Linked DNA regions of Homo sapiens: regions 2 and 3 are each linked to region 1. Evidence: chromatin contacts called from ENCODE Hi-C or POLR2A ChIA-PET data. All regions are on one chromosome and are shown on one strand. Each heading gives the region's core, a stretch centred on a gene start or an enhancer-like site at or near the end of the contact. The rest is flanking DNA. Distances are from core to core; before and after follow the strand shown. Region 1 holds the start of GTPBP2 (GTP binding protein 2). Region 2 holds the start of CDC5L (cell division cycle 5 like). Region 3 holds the start of AARS2 (alanyl-tRNA synthetase 2, mitochondrial).

What was found. A loop is a pair of places that touch in the nucleus more often than their neighbours do. ChIA-PET counts read pairs that join two places held with the same protein, here RNA polymerase II (POLR2A). Pooled maps may share reads with other maps.
Region 2: a loop to region 1 is called in a map of ascending aorta, with 6 times the contacts of the local background. The contact joins the promoter of CDC5L here to the promoter of GTPBP2 in region 1. A Hi-C loop is called at or near these places in 2 of 168 maps with a recorded cell type or tissue (ascending aorta and naive thymus-derived CD4-positive, alpha-beta T cell), 1 of 37 single-sample maps with no recorded cell type and 11 of 50 pooled maps. POLR2A ChIA-PET finds 5 or more read pairs at or near these places in 2 of 52 experiments (HEK293 and activated CD4-positive, alpha-beta T cell).
Region 3: a pooled map shows a loop between it and region 1 (6-fold over the local background). The contact joins the promoter of AARS2 here to the promoter of GTPBP2 in region 1. A Hi-C loop is called at or near these places in 8 of 50 pooled maps. POLR2A ChIA-PET finds 5 or more read pairs at or near these places in 3 of 52 experiments (B cell, BJ and WTC11).

Annotation. Positions count from the first base shown.
Region 1 is chr6:43,627,258-43,631,170 of GRCh38, forward strand. GTPBP2 (GTP binding protein 2) reads right to left here and starts at 2,007. Exons shown (of 12, transcript NM_019096.5): 1 at 1,720-2,007. The coding sequence starts at 1,905. It also overlaps a transcript of MAD2L1BP not described here. RefSeq lists silencers at 1,717-1,796, 1,817-1,956 and enhancers at 2,017-2,196, 2,817-3,036.
Region 2 is chr6:44,385,727-44,389,639 of GRCh38, forward strand. It overlaps CDC5L (cell division cycle 5 like), which reads left to right and starts at 1,980. Exons shown (of 16, transcript NM_001253.4): 1 at 1,980-2,142. The coding sequence starts at 2,098. It overlaps LOC124901323 (a long non-coding RNA gene), which reads right to left and starts at 2,193. Exons shown (of 4, transcript XR_007059595.1): 1 at 1,313-2,193; 2 at 324-443. RefSeq lists an enhancer at 1,862-2,061.
Region 3 is chr6:44,311,380-44,315,292 of GRCh38, forward strand. It overlaps AARS2 (alanyl-tRNA synthetase 2, mitochondrial), which reads right to left and starts at 1,968. Exons shown (of 22, transcript NM_020745.4): 1 at 1,702-1,968; 2 at 693-884; 3 at 11-156. The coding sequence starts at 1,944. LOC124901322 (a long non-coding RNA gene) reads left to right here. Exons shown (of 3, transcript XR_007059594.1): 3 at 2,772-3,168. RefSeq lists an enhancer at 1,713-2,272.

The DNA of each region.
Region 1 (3,913 bases), core at 757-3,256:
CCCACCTCCAGGGCCTCAAACCTGCTTTTCCCAGAAGTCTATGTCTCCTCTGTGCCCAGGCTGTTAAAACCTTTCTTTGTCACTGGTCTAGGAAACACCATTTCCTCCCTGCCTGCCCCTTTCAGCTGATGTCATCTAGAGTAAGAGGCTGCAAGAGGTTCTGGATCAGAGCCAAAGGGTGAGCTCAGCAATGGTCACTACAAGCCTGATGACCGAGAAGATCTAGGTGAGAGAGGAGAAGAGCTCCAAAGCTGGGGCTGAGAGGAACAGAAAAACTCAGAAAATGTAATGAAGCGGACAGACTCGCTATGGCCTTTACCTCTTGCCCCCTAACCTCAGTGGAGGTGAAATCCTGAATCCACCCCACAGTCTCTTCTAGCTCCAGTGGGTAGCACAGCACAGAAGCACCCTGTTACCTGAGGCTTCCCCTCCCAGGTACAAAGGGATATGGGATTTGCCTGTTTGGCCAGTCTGCATTTTTCTACCCGCCTCTCTGGATATTTTAGTTTTCCTCTTCCCTTCCTATCATTCCATCCCTTCAAGGCTGTCTGGCTCCCAGGCCCTAACAGGTCTTCACTCATAATCTCCACTTCATGGTGTGTTAAGGAGATTATTTTTTTTCCCCATCAATAAAAACCTTTTAATCATTTTTCTGGGGATGGGTGGCTTCAAAAAATGTGGTACAAGAATGACAGTCTAGGGCCCAGACCAATGGTTCCCAAAGTGAGGTCCTGGGACCAGCAGCATTAGTATCACACGGGAACTTATAAGAAATGCAAATTCTCAGGCCCATCCTCACTAGTAAGAAAGAATCAGAAATTCTAGGCTGGGCACGGAGGCTCACGCCTGCAATCCCAGCACTTTGGGAGGCCGAGGCGGGTGGATCACCTGAGGTCAGGAGTTTGAGACCAGCCTGGCCAACATGGTGAAACCCCATCTCTACTAAAAATACAAAAATTATCTGGGCGTGGTGGCGGGCACCTGTAATGCCAGCTACTCGGGAGGCTGCAGCAGAAGAATCGCTTGAGAACCCGGGAGGCCGAGGTTGCAGTGAGCTGAGATAGCCCTACAGCACTCCAGCCTGGGTAACAGAGACTCCGTCTCAAAAAAAATAAATAAATAAATAATAAAAAAATAAAATTGGCCAGGCGTTGGGGGCCAGCAATCCGGGTGATTCGATACATGCCAAAGTTTGATAACCACTGGCTTAGGCTGTGTGTGTGTGTGTGTGTGTGTGTGTGTGTGTGTAGTGAACATACTGCTCTTTTCCCGAGTACTGTGTGTGTGTCCGTGTGGAACATATTGCTCTTTTCCCGGGTACTCCCCTTCTCCCTGTGGAACAAGTTTAGAAGAAGTGGTGGTTACTGTCTGCCTCTCGTCCCAGGATGCAGTCTCTCTTGCCCTATGGCGGCACACGCAGTTGGTCGGGGTGCTCTTCCTGGGATCCCCTTTCTCTACTTCTCTCCTGGGGTAATCTAGATCAGAAGGGGGAGTCCTCCCTCTCCACTCTTCCTCCCTGAGGTCCTGTCACCTGAGAGTCCAGTCTCTGCCCTTCCTCCCTGGGGTCCCGGGACCTGAAAGAGGTGTTCTCCTCCCGTGCCCCTCCTCCCTGGGGTCTCGACACCGGAAGGGGAGATTAATTATCTGGGTCCCGCCTCCCTAGAGTCCTGGGCCGGAAAGAGTGGCTTCTTCCCGCCCTACCACTTCTCAGGTGCTCACCTCGGGGGGCAAATACGGGGGGTTGTTGGCTTTGCCCCCTCTGTTCCTTCCGTTCTTCTTCTTTCCCTTTGGCCCCCCGCAGCCGCTGCTGCTGCCGGCCCCCCTAGCCTTGAGGGTTCCGCCCACGGCCGGGCCCCCTCCGGGCCGGCAGCAGCCGCCGAACAGCTCCGATACCCGCGAGTCCATCCGCCGCTGCCGCCAGCCCCCCGCCCGGCCCCTCCCCCGACCGCCGCCGCCGTCGCCGCCGCCCTTACTGCCACTGCCGTGTCCGGCCGGCCTGAGCAGAGTGGGGTGGGGCTCTGCACAAGCTACGCCCCCCACCTCCCTGGCCTCCGGGTCGCGTCAGAAACAGCCGCGGGGCACCACGGGATATAGAGTCCCCAGGCCTGGGAATTCACTTAAATGACACGTCGCCGCCCTACAACTCCCAGGAGGCATCGCGGCGCAAGTGGCCGCGGGAGTCGTCGGAGGCGTGGGGAAGGAGCGCGCCTTGGCGCGCAAAGGCTTAAGGGAGCTGTAGTCTGACTTCCAGTCCTCGCGCTATGTTCTTTTTCTAGGACTTGGGGGGAATTTAGAGCCTCGAGGCCTGGGGTGGGGACGCGAGGACACCAGCGTAGAAGAGCTTACATCAGAATCGAGCTTTGTGGGCGCTCCGGGATTTGGCCCTTTAGCGCGGATCCTAGACAACAGGTTTTGGACCTCGAGAGCTGCAGAACTGAGGCTACTGGTGCCGCCAGCCTGCTGGCTCCGCCTCTGCCTCAGTTTCTTCCCCTATGGCCCGCGTGCCGCTGGGGTGAGTCAGGGCGAACGCCAGGGCGGAGGCGGATGGTGATTAGCCAAATTACGGCTGTTATTGTTGGGATGATTATGCTACCTTTACATAGTAGTCACTGCTTTATTACCAGGCTGGCACCGTCCAGGGGCTGGTTTTAATAACCGGAGGCACCGCGGTGGCCCCGACACGAGACCCGAACCCGTAAACCAGCTTCCTCCCCGAAGGCTGCAAGCATACCCAAAGCGAGTATTCCTCCTCCCCTTTGTTTTGAAGCAGAACCAATCGGGAAGAACTGAGTTTGGTTTTAAACGGCCAAGACTGTAGGAGGGGCCTGGCCCCTACTTCGGGCGGGGCTAGGGCTCGGGTTACACCAACCACCACGAGGGCGGGGCAGTGGCCGGGAATAGAAACTTGGCCTAGGGCCACAGGGGATTTTTGGCTTTTGACTCTCTTGTGAAGCAATCTCCAGCTCTTTAGTGCTGTTGCACTCTACAGAGTACATACATTCAGCGACATAAGCCAGTGCACAGAACACAGAAAGGCAGGGTGGAAAAGCAGTTATGTTGCTGAGCTGCGAGTCAGGACGCTAGGGCTCAATTCACAGCCGCATGGCTGTCTCATGACTCAGACCACTCACAGTGTGTCCACTTCTCCCCTCTTCTCGAACTGCGAGGTGCTCATACACGGTCAAGAAATTAAACAACTCAGCCGGGTGCGGTGCCTCACGCCTGTAAATCACAGCACTTTGGGAGGCCAAGGAGTGTGCGGATCACCTGAAGTCAGGTGTTCGAGACCAGCCTGGCCAACACAGCGAAACCCCGTCTCTACTAAAAATACAAAAATTAGCTGGGCGTGGTGGCGCATGCCTGTAATCCCGGCTGCTCGCGAGGCTGAGGCAGGAGAATCGCTTGAACCCGGGAGGCGGAGGTTGCAGTGACCCGAGATCACGCCATTGCACTCCAGCCTGGGCAACAGAGCGAGACTCCAACTAAAAAAAAAAAAAAAAAATTAGCCCAGCATGATGGTGCACATCTGTGGTCCCAGCTGCTCGGGAGACTGAGGCAGGAGAATCGCTTGAACTCGGGAGGTAGAGGTTATAGTGAACTGAGATCATGCCACTGCACTCCAGCCTGGGTGACAGAACGAGACTTCGTCTCAAAAAAAAAAAAAAAAAAAAAAAGAAAGAAAAAGAAATTAAGCAACTCTTCTCTCCAGACCTCAGTTGTCCTTGGAAAACTAGAAGCAGCAATAATGACTTACCTCTGGTGATCCCTTCAGGGGTTCAGACTTGGTAGAGTCCATGGCTTCCTCCCAGGGCCACAAGGAGGGAGGCAGGTTTACTGATCATGCTGTCCACATAGCATAATTTCCCAAAGCAGTGAGAGCAGAGAGACCAAAATCTGCAAAAGGGCCTAGCTG
Region 2 (3,913 bases), core at 730-3,229, 760 kb after region 1:
TGTGGCATAAAGTGTCTTGAGGAAGGGGCACCTTTTTCTAGTTCTCACAAAAGTAACATATGGTAAAGAGGTGGCCCTGAGTGGGAGGGAGAAGCCTTCATCAACTCTTGGAATGTGAGATCTGAAAGGCCTCTGACAGAGTATTGGTCCATCTCTGGAATTGTTAGGACTCTTCCTTACAAATAATAGAAACCCAATTCCAAGTGGCTAACACAAATAGGAAACTAATAATCAGAATGCAAGGACAGGAATGCAGCTGGGACTCAGGAACATGCTGGATCCAGGTACTCTGACATGGTCAGGACTTACATCTCTCTCTTTACCTGCTTTTTTCCCTTAGTCCAAAACATGGTGGTAGACAACTCCTGGGTGTCACGTGTTGGATGTTCAGCAGTCAGTAGAGACTGACCTCCTCTATGCTCCAGTGTTAAAATCTCGAAGACCTAGTATTTGATAGCACAACAGGGTGACTATAGTAAAAAATAATTTAATTGTACATTTAAATTAACTAAAAGATTATAATTGGATTGTTTGTAAAACAAAAGATAAACACTTGAGATGATGGATACCCCATTTACCCTGATGTGATTATTATGTGTTGTATGCCAGTATCAAAATATCTCATGTACCCCATAAATATGTGTGTACTATGTACCCACAAAAATTAAATATAACAAATTAAAAAAAAACCGCCCCATTACAGGAGAGGTCCAAATGAAAACATTTTGTTTGAGTTTAACTGGCCACAGGTCCAATGGTTTCTTATACACCACACAGTGGGTAAACAGCTCAAGGGCGGGCTGCCCGCCAGCATAAACCTTTGAGTGGCAAACACTACCAGGGTGGCCATGGAAAATGCCCTCTTGCTGACCATAATTGCACAGAATGTGTGTAAATAAAAGCTAAAAGGAAAAAGAAAATTCTGTAGCTCTTCCAGAAGAGGCAAACGGAGAAATGAAGAAATATAAAGAGATAGGCACTATATAAATACTAAGTACTATAAATAGGGCATTTCCCAACCCACTAAATATTTTGATATTTTCCAGGGATGGAGCCAGAGATGTTCTGGAAGGATGAAGGAGACTGCATGAGTAATTGGGGTGGGGTAGCAGAGAGTTTGCCAATCCCTACCTCACTGGGTTTTAGTTATGTTTCAGTTAATCTGCCTCCTCATTTACGAGGCGGGTATTGTTAGCTCCACTTTTCAGATGAGGATACTGAGATTCAGTAAGGTTATTACCCAAACTTATGAGAAAGCCAAGATTTCACAATATTTCAACCCAACTCGACTTTGTCTAATACCAGTGCGTACCAATGGCATTATTAATCCAGACTGGGCGATGAATTAAAAACTCTGACGTGACGTTTCTGCAGGTTTCTGGAAGAAGCCTGGATCACCTGGGGACGGGGTGAAGTTGGCGTTGCCCTCCTTGCAGTAATAGCTGCTATTGTTTTGCAGCAGTTATTATGGATCAGATACTGTGCTGGGTCTATGATCTCATTTAGCCCTTACGACAATCCTGTGAGGTTGGCATTACTATGATCTCTATTTTACAGGTTAGGAAACTGAGCCTTAAATAAACTACTGGATTTTCCTGAGTATTCTGTGAATAAATTCCTATTACTGAAATACTTGAAAGGGCTAGATTAATAAATTAACAAAGCCTTCTTCGGAGCAACTGTGCTGAAATTCCGTACGCGTGACGTTCCCACCCTCTGCCACTCGGTGACGTCACGATCAATCCCACCACTAAGTTCCCAGCCAAGCGCTACCGCCGCTATCTCGCGAGAGCCGTAGTTTCTTCCATTCTGTTTTGGACATGCGCGGGGCGTAAGGCGCTTTGGCCAGAGTGGTTTGATGGTTTTGTGTTAGTCTTCCTGCAGCTGAGCTTCCACAAGACACTTTTTCCCTTTCAGCCACCCAATATCTCGCGAGACTTGCTATTCTGCGCCCCCTCCCACCTTGCGCTTGCGCAGATCTTCAAAGCAGAAGGTCGCGCTTGGAGGAAGTGGCGGCTTTGAGTCCGGTGGCCCAATCGCTGTTACTACTTCTCTGAAGCTCCTCTCGGCTGCTTGCCGAGACACCCTGCCGCCAAGATGCCTCGAATTATGATCAAGGGGGGCGTATGGAGGAATACCGAGGTAAGTCTCCTTTTCCCGCCGTCCGCTGCCCGCCGCTCCCTCTAGCAGCTTGTGCGCACGCGCGCGGAGGTCGGGGGGGCGACGAGGAGACCCTGTGGGGTCTGCGTGGAGGGCAGCCCGGGGGCTGACCCTTGGGGCCCTTTCCGTGTGTCTGGCCCCGTGTTGTGCGAGCGCCAGTAGGACAGGGACCGTGATGTCACCACCTGGCTACTCGGCTCCAAGCTCACTTGTTAGGCCCTGAGTGAACATTTGTTGACTTGAATACGCCCCCTCCCACCCCGCCCCCCCGCCCCCCCCGGCCCCGGGAAGAACTCAGAGTTCCAACTCAGCCAGAGTTGGTCCCCCGGGGCACCATCCACTCTTAGTCCAGGCACCACGACTCTGTCTCATACTCAGAAATAAAGAAGTTGCCGTGGCCACAACTTTGTGTCTCCATTGACTTCCTTGCAGAGGGGAAGCAGTTTGAGTGCCAGGTTCAGAGAGCCCGTTTATGCCCGCATCTCTCTGGTTATCTGTTATCAGGGCATAACCTGTCTGCCATCTCGACAGATCCCAAGGTCTGTCTCTTTCTGTCACTGCCTTTGCCTAGATAGAAGCCAGAAAGGAAAAACTGGCCTAGGATAGTCTCTGTTTCCAGAAACGTAGTGGATAGTGCCATTGGTGAGCCAAAGGGCAGTAGAGTGGGAGTGAAATAGAAATTAGATTTTAGTGCGTTTTGTGTTCAGAGTGTACCGAATTTATCAGTTTCTGGAGCACATCATGTCTTTTCATGCTCTGTGTCTTTTTTTCGTTACATTTTATGGCTTCTTTTTTTTTTTTTTTTTACATCTTTTGCCTTCCTAGCGCTTGACATCTTTCTGATCATCCTTCAAACCTAGTTCGGAAACACTTCTTGGAATCTCTGTAAGAATTAATTGCACCCCCGATATTCTCATGATACCTTTTTCTTCCGTTTGTTAAAACTTGCTTTGTCTTTTTGTAAGCATCACATCCTCTGTGTGGTACTCGGTAAGTTTCTTAACTTCTGAAAGCCTCAGTTTTCTACTTTTTCTAAATTGGGATAATAATACTTAACCTCTCTTGAGGATTACACGAGTTAATACGTTTGGAATATTTAGATCAGAGTAGGGCACATAGTAGCCTCTGAGTAAGAGCTAGTTGCTCTTTCACCTCACCAGACAGCATGGCGAGAGGACCAGGTCTTGGTATCCCTAGGACCTAGGACAGTAACCAACATGAAGTAGGTTGCTCGACAGGTATTTGCAGAATGAATCAAGTAGAGTAGGTATCTGCTGTATCTATTTAATTGAAAATGTGTTTAAGTGTAGTTGTACTGCAACCAAGTTACAAAAAAGACAATGAAAACTGCCTCAGCTTCCACCGAGGGAACCAGACTGTTTAAATTGGAGAAGAGATGACTTCTGAGGGAGAGACAGATATAAAATCAAGTAACAGTAGGATTCCTATGCAGTGGTCAAAGCTCTGCAGTCTTTTTAAAAAGTATCTTTGATCATGGGAGATGTAGAGGATGGAGTGGGGTATCTCAAGAGGCACGTACCTCAAATCCAATGTGGGAAAAAAAGCCTAGAAGTAAAATCGCCTAAGTGCATGCATCTATGGCTCCATTAACTTTCTTGTCTTTGGCTTGGCTTGCCAGGCTTCCTTGAGGTTGGTGCATTCCACATGGCAATGGGTGCCCTGGTGAAATGGTATCTAGAGATGGGGGGAAATTGGAAGGAGAGCTGACTAGTGGGGTTGGGGTAGAAATATG
Region 3 (3,913 bases), core at 718-3,217, 680 kb after region 1:
GCTGACTTACCCTAAGCTCAGCCAGATGTCCCTGGTCTCCAGGTCTGGGTCCAGCCCTGCCTTGGGGTCACCATCAAAGTAGGAGATCCAGAGCCTTTCCTCAGGGATCCCATAGACCTGAGTCAGCAGTTCCCAGGCCATGTTACAAGCCTCCTCCTGCAGCAGAAACCAGCATGGGGTGGGGGGGGAAGACGGGTGAGAGGGAGACCCCACTGAAGTAATCAAGCCACATGAGTTTAGCTCCCGACTTAAGACAAAAGCATTTCTGCTGCCATCTTGTTCCCAGAATAAGCCATGAACCATTACTGCCTCTGAGTGTTTTCCTGCCCAGAAAGCTTCCCCCTTCTTCTAAGTCCTATCTTCTTTCAAGTCCCAGACCAAGTCCCACTTTCACATGAAATTCTCTGCCTACTCTAGCCTAGAGTGATCTTTAACTCCAGTAAGCACCTTAGCATTGCTGTTTGACCATTTATTCAAACAACAATTTTTGAGTGATCATTAGGCAGAAAGTACAGTCTCTGCCCTTCAGGGACTTACAATCCAATCAGGGAGGTGAGGTAATTCCTGTTACACCGGCTCAACTAGCACTTTGCCTCCACATCTGGTATGAGGCCCTGCCTAAGCAGACAGTACAATGGAAACAGGACAAATTGACTCCCTTCTTGGCTGATCACTGATCCCCAGAGACTCACCTTAAAATATTCACCCCCAAAGGCCCAATTGCCAAGCATTTCAAAGAAGGTATGATGGGAAAGGTCTCGACCCACATCTTCCAGGTCGTTATGGTGTCCTCCAGCTCTCACACATTTCTGGCTGTTGGCCACACGTCGGAAGCCTGCCATCTCGCTTCGTGGATCCACGGTGCCCAGAAAGATTGGCTTGAACTGGAAGCACATAGAGTGGGGAGGGGGAGAGGGATATCCAATTTCTCAGTAGAAGGGAAATGTGGGGAGTGAGGATAGGGATGGCTGTTCAGACCGAAGGCTGACTGTGCCCCTGAGAGTGCAGTGTAATCTTGGTCTATGAGGACAAACTGGGAGCCTCGGGACAGCCATCTCTGGTGTGTGGGGAGCAGAGAAGAGGTAAACAAATCATGAACCGGAGACCCTCTGCCTAGTAAAATAGGCAAGGTAAAAGAAGGAGGAATGTGTTGGGAGCTGGAAATGGGACGCTGAAAGGTGGCATCCTCCGTCTCAGCTTCTTCAACCACACCCAATAACTTCAGGGAACAAAACTGAGACTCATTTAGTAGGGAGCCCAGACGGCCTCTAAGGTTAACTTATGCCGCCCCTATTTTACAGATGAGGACAATGAAGTCTAGAAAAGATGAGTGGTTGATAAAAACCAAAACCTTAGAGAATAGTACTCAGCAAACAATAGGTGATCAATAAACATTTAATGAAAGCGTTATCTTTATTTAAATAACGAATAAATGAAATCAGACTTCTCCCTCGGGATTCCACTCCAGCCATTTCTGGACCTAATACTCAATCCCAATCCAGAAGTTCCCAGCTCAAGCCCTCCCCAAGCCCTCCCTATACTCTGAGCGCCGTACCCCCATCACTTTACCCAACCAAGCACCGCCCTCTTTCCCCAAAAGCTACGAACTCCGCCTCTCGCTTCTTTTGCCCAATCCTGCAGCGTCTTTCTCACCAGAAAACTCACGAACTCCGCTCCCTATCAGTATGGTTCGGCCCTCACCTGGTTCATGCCCGCATTGACAAAAAGCAAACTGGGGTCGCCGCGGGGCCGCACGGAAGCGGAGGGCACCAGCCGGTGGCCATGGCGGTCCCGAAAGAAGTTCAGAAAGGCGGCCCTCACGGCCGAGGCCTTGGCTGCAGGGGGCTCCGATGAGAGCGGCCGATGGCTGAGGCCCCGCCATGCGGGCGACCTTCGAATGGCCCGCCGCAGCCTCCGGGCTGCAGCTGCCACTGACGCTGCCATCGTAGCTCCGGGCAGTGACTTTACGTGGTCAAAGAGTGACGAGGGAAGGAAGCCAGGCGTTTCCTACAGCGGCCCCTGGCGGTAGGAGGACTCAGGGGGCGGCCTCTGCCGCCGGGGTGGAAGCGATCGATTGGGTCGCTGGCAGAGTCTAGCACAGCGCCCGGCACATAGTAGGCTCTTAATTCATTCGGCATTAAGCAAATATTCATTGAGAGCCTACTATGTGCTAGGCATTGTTTTGGGCTTTTAGGGTACAAAATTGACAAAATGCCCTGCCCACTGAAATCCGTATTCTAGCAGTAATTGCTGTTGTGCTTATTAGTTTTGCAAAGTTACAGATGGGGTTGCAATAAACAGGTGTGGATTCAACTTCGTGTGTGTGTGTGTGTGTGTGTGTGTGTGTTTTGTGTGTGTTTTTCCAGGCTGAGGGAAGAAGGCAGAGAGTGACAGGGGAGTATCAGCATTCATTCAAGAGGTATTCAACAAATATTTATTGAAGACCTAGTATGTGCTAGGCACTGTTCTAGGCATTTGCCAGTTTCCTTGGACCTTGGCATCAGACACGGCCATTTTTGCCCGTGAAGCAGGAGTCTATAGGAGAACACAGAAGCCAAACAGCATCTGCTATATTATTAATTGCCTAACATTTGGTCTTCTCATTTGCCTGGGGATCAGAGAGAATCCAGGTCGTCAAGGCAGGAGGAAGCTGTTGGCTAATAGCTGCAGAGATTTCACTCTCTAAGCCTTCTAATGCCCTAAGGTTTTGTGTGTTTTCGTTTAGGATAAGAGATATACCTGTTCTACCTCTCCCTTCTGTCTTTCCATAGTAACAGCTGTGACCCTGAAGCCAACAGGCCCTTGTGGATGCAATCAGGGTGCTCATGGGGCTTCTCATGATGCCCTTGGCTTGGGAAATTAAACAGATTGGGAAGACAGAAGAGAATCTGCCAAAGCTAAAACTCAATAGAGGTTCCAGAGCTGAGGTCAGTGTAATAACCGAGAAGGCCTTAGCCATCAGGGTGGTCTCTTTTAGCCACGATTCTGTGTGTGTTAAGTTATTTGGGGTCTTTGTATACATAGTTTCTCTGCGGAATCTACATTGGACTTGAATTTCTATAGTGATAGTAAATTCTTAACTTTGTGTTCTGACAGCACCTATAACTCCTATTCCATGATCCCCTTTTTCTCCCTTTGCCCACATAGATTAAAGGTGTTGTTTTGAAAGTGTGTTTGGCCTGTTTTGGTTTTTCCAGTGTTTCTGGAACAGAAAGCTAAAGCCAGCTGGGGATTTCTGTGTGATTAATGACTTTTTTATTTTTTTGAGATGGGGTTTCACTCTTGTTGTGCTGGCGTGCAATAGCACAATCTCGGCTCTCTGCAACCTCTGTCTCCCGGGTTCAAGCAATTATCCTGCCTTAGCCTCCTGAGTAGCTGGGATTACAGGCATGCATCACCACGCCCGGCTAATTTTGTATTTTTAGTAGAGATGGGGTTTCTCCATGTTGGTCAGGCTGGTCTTGAACTCCCGACCTCAGCTGACCTGCCTACCTCAGCCTTCCGAAGTGCTGGGATTACAGGCATGCACCACTGCGCCCAGCTGAGATTGATGATCTTTAGACAAGACTGTGAAATTATTTCCCAAACTGAGATGGGAGTGTTTTGCCATACAAACCTGGCAGGGCCTCTACTCAGTACTGACATCAACTTTTTTTTTTTCAGATTTTGCCCAGAAAGTCATTGTGTTACATTAGAAACTCCAAACATGGATCTAGTGTGGAGCCATATAATTTTTTTAAAACAGCTTTATTGAAATATAATTTACATGCTATACAATTCGCCCATTTAAATAAAGTATACAGTTCAATGCCTTTTAGTATATTTACATAGAGTTGCCCATCCATCACCACAATCACTTTTAGAACATTTTCATTACTTCCAAATAAAACCCCAAATCCTTTAGCCATTAACC